2 separate regions of the Mus musculus genome follow, and region 2 is linked to region 1. Evidence: chromatin loops called from intact Hi-C (ENCODE). Cell type or tissue: left cerebral cortex. All regions are shown on one strand. Each heading gives the region's core, and the rest is flanking DNA. Links, peaks and the distances in the headings are about the cores only. Region 1 has its middle 43 kb from the start of Cabcoco1. Region 2 overlaps Cabcoco1 (ciliary associated calcium binding coiled-coil 1).

Region 1 (2,923 bases), core at 110-2,609:
TACTAATCGAGACCAGGGCTGTAAACTGATTAAAAAAAAACAAACAAACCAAACAAACAAACCAAACTATAGTTTAGATAGAGCTTAAGAAATTCAAATGCAGGAAGTAGAATTATTCACAGAATCTTATATATAATAAATGTATGATGAACACTTACGTTGATGATTGGATTTCAAGGCTGCCTATAAAAAGCCACAGGCTCTCTCCACTTCCACTTCTCAGTAGAAGGCTGTTACTTAAGCAGTGGGAAAGATCACTTACTTGTTTTTAATTGTCCTTAAGAACAAGGGTGATGCAAGGGATGTCTTTATTTTTTCACTTTCCTGTTCCAGCCCTCTCTTTGCCTGTCCTGGATCATTTTCTCTCTATTCCTTTCTTCTTTGCCCATGGGACCCATGACTTCCATTCCTACACATATCTGTGCCATATGGATAAGAGAACAGAGTGCAGGCAGCCATTCCTTTTATCTGTCTCTGTAAACAGTCCCAGAAACACGAGACTCAACTAAAGAAAGTTTATATAACCAGATGCCTCACACAGGGAAATCATGTCAAGACTAGGGGTACCATAGGAGATTTGAGGATATCACCTAAATAGAGTTTAAAGAGAAATTATATGTGTGTGTGTGTGTGTGTGTGTGTGTTTGTGTGTGTGTGTGTGTGTATGTGTGTGTGTGTGTGTGTGTGTGTGTGTGTGTGTATTATAAATAATGATTAGGATTTCTTCATGATTTAAATGAGTTTGCTTCTCCTGCCCCCAACTGAAAGTATATTTGTTAAAGGCAAAGCCAAGAATCTGTAAAAAGCATGAGTCTAAGAGATCAACATCCTCCCATTGGTAAAGTGTGGGAGAAGCTGTGCCAGGACCACACTTCAAACCATGCTTCCACAATCCTGGGATAGGGGTGGGGGTGGGGCCTCTGGCATTGGCTTGCTGCTCAAGAGCCAATCGTTCTGTCTTCCTAATGTGGGAATCCTGAATGGCAACCTCAGGAGGAGTTTCACGATTACAATATTCGTAATAGGAGAAGAGGAAACATCTTTGAGCACAGGTTTCCAAATCCTTTGCAGCAGGCTCCTAGAGATGTAATCACTCAGGGTTGGCTGGAGAATAAATAGAAAGCAGGCAGATGGTCATAGCATGTGTAGGACCACAGACATGAACATTTGCTCCAGACTCGCTCCTACCACTCTGCATCATGGGAGGGATGAGGAAGGTGGCAGAGAAATTCCAATTAAGAGCTCCCAGAGAGAGAGTCCTTTGACTACTTACTTCTTCCATGACTGTGGCCTCATGCATGTTCTGCAAAATAATGTCTCTGCCTCTTTTTTACACAACCGTGAGTTAGCCAGTCAGAGATAAGGGCATGACTATACTGCCTTTATACCATGGTCATCCTATTTGTTCTGCTTCAACAGTCAGATCATTGTGTACTGACTGGGGGAGGTTTCTAGTTGTATTAAAAGGAATCGTGATCCCTTGCCTTAATGAAGACAGAATAGGGGATGGAAAGGTTGTTCAAAAGTTCAAAGCCCATGCTGTTCTTATATAGGACCCATGTTCAGTTCCCAGAACCCACTTGGCAGCTCACAGCTGTCTGTAATTCTAGTTCCAGATGATGCAACACCCTCTTACGGCCTCCTTCGGTACTGCATGCACATGGTGCACAGATACACACGCAGGGAAACATTCATACACAAAGATTTTAAATGAGCACCTTTTTTATGAGAAGGATAATCATGTGGTAAGAAATGGAACAAAAACATTCACTTTTCATTTATATTATGGAAAGTGCAAATGTTAACTCCATTTGATTTTTAAAATTTTTATTAGTTCTTTCAGAATTTTTTTTTTTACAATTTAGGTTGATTATATTGGTCACCAACTCTTTCTTGACTCACACCCTCCTCTCTGCCCACCCCATTTGTATTAATTAATTAATTAATTAATTAGTTAATTAATTAATTAATTGCTATACTGTCCAATTTATGTTCTCTATTTACTTTTAAATGCGTGGTCTTTCACTGACCATGGCTAATTTATTGAGAACTACACTCTTAAAGATAACAGACTCTTCCTCTCCTTGAAGCTGTCTATCCATTGCAAATAGGGATCCCCTTCAGCTAGGGATGGGGCTTTGTGCCCTTCTTTCCTCTGCATATTGGAATTTGATCTAGCTTGAGCCATTACTGATCTTGTATGTACATGTGGAGCTGGCTTTTCATGTTGGGAGGTGTGGGCCTGCCTACTGGAGGCTTTCCATGGAGATCTCTGGCCCTACAGGTGTGAGAGTTCAGGCAAAGGGAAGTGAGTCCTAGCAGTGAGGGGAAGTCGTTTTCATTACTTCCACCTCTGCCTCCACCATGCTGCCTCCGCTACTCCACGCTGCCCTGAGTTGAGTCCAGTCGGGTTGGGCCTACGAGAGGCTGACTAGCCAGTGAGGAGTGTAGTGGACCTTCAGGTGGCATTTTGGGAGAGCAGACCTCTTCCCAAGTGTTACATCTCTTATGCCAGAAACTCTCAGACAACAGAGTAGTTTTTGCACACCTTTAATCTGGGTATGATTCTTATATACAGTGTGGGAGGGCTTGGTGCTGTTCCTATGTGACTGATAGCCACACACCTCTCTGCGGGGGGTGGGGGGGATGGGGCTGTGGGAGGCTATAGCTGTGTCAGGAGCCAGTGGCCCAAGGGGCATGGCCAAACACCTGTAGTCCCTTGTAGGCGGAAGCCACCTAATCGGGTCACCGGAGTTCGAAGCCTGTGCTCTACCGGGGACCAGGCTGTCTGTGCACAGCTAAGCATCCCACAAGGAGGCCACTATTTTCTTGTAATCATCCACCCCCCTCTTTTGTGATGATCCTTGAGCCATAGGAGGAGAGAGTATAGATACAGATGCTCCATTTAGGGCTGAGAATTTCT
Region 2 (2,923 bases), core at 139-2,638, 120 kb before region 1:
TGGTCCTACTAATTAAGGTATTTTTTTACTGAAGGAAGCTGACACTGTCCCCAACTCCGCCACACACTTTCTCATGCTATTTTTGTTTTGAAGATTTTTGTTCTACACGTGTAGTGTGGATGTGCTCACTTATAATCTCCTGATTATGGCTAAGGCTTCAGACAGAGCTGAGCTCACTTCTCAAGTTATGAGCGCGGCAGTCACCTAATAGTCTGTAATTACAGACATTTAGGCTTTAAAAATCCCGTGTTTTCCCATTTCCATTTGCAGGAGACAGATTTAAAGAGATTTACATGCAGAGACCAAAAAAAAAAAAAAATCCATTGTATTGTAAAGTCAAATGCTGCGGATAGCTTTCTTGTTTTTCTCTGAGCTCCCTTCAGTCAATCCCCCTCCTTAAAGAGATCCAAGGTGGCTCTCAACCTGTGGGTCGCGACCCCTTTGGGGATTCCCAGGGGGTGGCCTAAGTTAGTCTGCATATCAGATATTTACATTACAATTCATAACAGTAGCAAAATTACAGTTATGAAGTATCAATGAAAATAATTTTATGGTTGGCGGTGACCCAACCATGCTCTGGTGGTTCCTAACTTCTATGGGGGAGAGGGTAAGCCTTGAGTTTTGAGTAGTTAGTAGAGGTCTTCAGCATTAATAACTTTGAAAAGGTTCCACAGGGAAGCAGGACAAGAGAAGATGCAGCAGGAAAGATAGGCTTAGTGCATCAGGTGGGGGATCCGGCACAGACTGAGATCTATTCAGAAATTTGTTTCAAAAGTGCAGAGATATTGGGGCACATGTGAATGTCTTTGTGTGTATATGTCTCATACAACATAGATCACATTTCTATACCCAGAATATCGAGCATAGGAGGAGGATCAGTTTTGGTGAGAAAATATAAATGACCCATCATTTTGGGACAGACATCTAATAAATGACATTGATTTATTCTGGGTGAAAAAGGTAAGTTTCCAAGTGGAGCTAAAAATTTAATGGTTTGAAAATCTAATGGTCACCATTTGCATATATTTAATAAATATAAATAAATACACAATCTAATCAAATTAAACTTCACTGTTCTTTCTTTGTTATGATTACAAATCTATAGTCTTTATGCTTCTAACACAAAACCGGTTTTAACTGAACAAATCTAAAAAAAATATGTCTTTACTGAAGAATTTATCTTCCTGCTTCAGGGCCTGAGTTTTCTGGTTGCCCCCTTTAGCTCTTAATTAAGTTAAAATCAAGGGGGATAGCTACTTCAATGAAATAATTAAGACATAAAGATGAGAAGCTTCACTCCCTTCTGTGTATGTTGATCTGCAAATCCTCGGTACCGTAAATGGTTTTTGGATTTGAAAAGCAGCTCAAAGCCCAGTTACAAATGGAAGGAATGACTCAACCAGATAGAATTTCCTTAATTCTGAATGCCTTGATTTTTTGCTGATGGGGGGAAAATCTTTCCCAAGGGCAGGCAGATGAATCTTTGAGCAAACCTCCACAGGAGGGCGCCATAGTGCGACTCTGCTGCAAGCTGCAGCTGCTGAGGCCCTTCCGGCCTTTATCCCTGTTTTGATGAAGTGTCTCAGATAGAGTGTGTATTCCCTGAACTGGAAAATTCTATGTTGTCAAAACTCAGGATGATAGGTTTCATGTGAGTTTGCTTTTGTCTATCGGTTTAAAACGACTGGAAGTAATTTAATCTTTCTTTGGGAGGCATGTGGTCTTTGTACATTTTATCTTAAAACACAGTAAAATGGGTGAGCTGCATGCTTTAAATGAAGCAAAAGCTAAACAGGTCAAAGCTACAGCATGCTTTAAAATGGCTGGTATATGTTAGAACAAGCTAATTAATCAAACCTGGAGACATCACAAAAGTGCACTTATTACTTATAATTAGGATGTGTTTATACGTTGTTTGCATAGATCACATTATTTTCAAATGATATATATTACTTATAATGGCATGTTTAGCTAACTAGGTGGTAGATAGGTAAATCAATCTTAGCAAATATAGGAACAGAATCAAAATATAAATTGTTGAATGGCTCTCTCTAAGACATAAAGATTCTGGAAACATACACTACAATGTTTGTGGTAGATATTTGGCCCAAATTACAGACTTAAAAAATGAGCCTTTTTATAACTCACATTTTGGTAGTATATTCTCAAACCATCCTCTAAGAGATAAGAAATGTTAATATTTTACTAGATTTAAATCAATATAAAAGTAATTATGATCTTGGCAGTTGCCATGTGTCTTTGTGAGCCTGGCCTTATTCTGAAGACAAACAGAGCCTTGTAAGCTCAAGACAGCCACACTGAATGGACAGCTTCATTAAATCTGAGAAGGACCAGGCCTGGTGGATATCGATATAGATTATATGGTTCCAATAACTGTTTATATAACATACACATTTCCAGTAAGAAAACTATTCATCTCATTATGGATTTTGCTCAAAGAAATGTCATGTGGACTAATCCTAACAATGGAGAGGAAGCGGAGGAGGGGCCTTGGGTATTTTGAGAACCTCTGTGGTAGGATGTAACTGCCTTACAGTCAAATGTTGGTAGCTTTGATAGTCTAGGAATTTGTAGTTGAAACAAAATAACATAAGTGCAGTATAAATGGGACAGCTTTCGGGGTCTGCATTCCTTATTAGAAACTGATGCTGTCAAGATTTCATACAAGCGAGCCTGCAGAAATATCTCAGTGGGGAAAAGCCCTTGCCATGCACAACCCTGAATTCAACCCCAGAACATGCGTTGGATGGAATTGACTCCTGAAAGTTGTCCTCTGACCTAAACACACACACACACACACACACACACACACACACACACACACACACACACACTCACAAGCACATGAACACACATACAAAAAACACTCACATTTACACAGGAGATATACACACACATACAA

The links. Hi-C counts contacts between places; a loop is a spot of excess contacts. Peaks named below come from ENCODE experiments on the same cell type or tissue, not always from the same donor. Only the 100,000 strongest peaks of a DNase experiment are listed, where the experiment ranks them.
Region 2: a loop joins it to region 1, with 1.9 times the contacts of the local background. A loop is called at or near these places in 2 of 42 quality-filtered maps.

Annotation. Positions count from the first base shown.
Region 1 is chr10:68,583,336-68,586,258 of GRCm38, forward strand. No RefSeq gene overlaps it. Among named protein-coding and RNA genes, the nearest start is that of Cabcoco1, 43 kb to the left of the region's middle. In left cerebral cortex, for the core only: a CTCF peak has its summit at 1,627; a DNase peak (open chromatin) is centred at 1,128.
Region 2 is chr10:68,463,622-68,466,544 of GRCm38, forward strand. The region is part of intron 5 of Cabcoco1 (ciliary associated calcium binding coiled-coil 1); the gene reads right to left. Among named protein-coding and RNA genes, the nearest start is that of Gm32872, 64 kb to the right of the region's middle. In left cerebral cortex, for the core only: a CTCF peak has its summit at 1,499 (motif pointing right); a DNase peak (open chromatin) is centred at 1,503.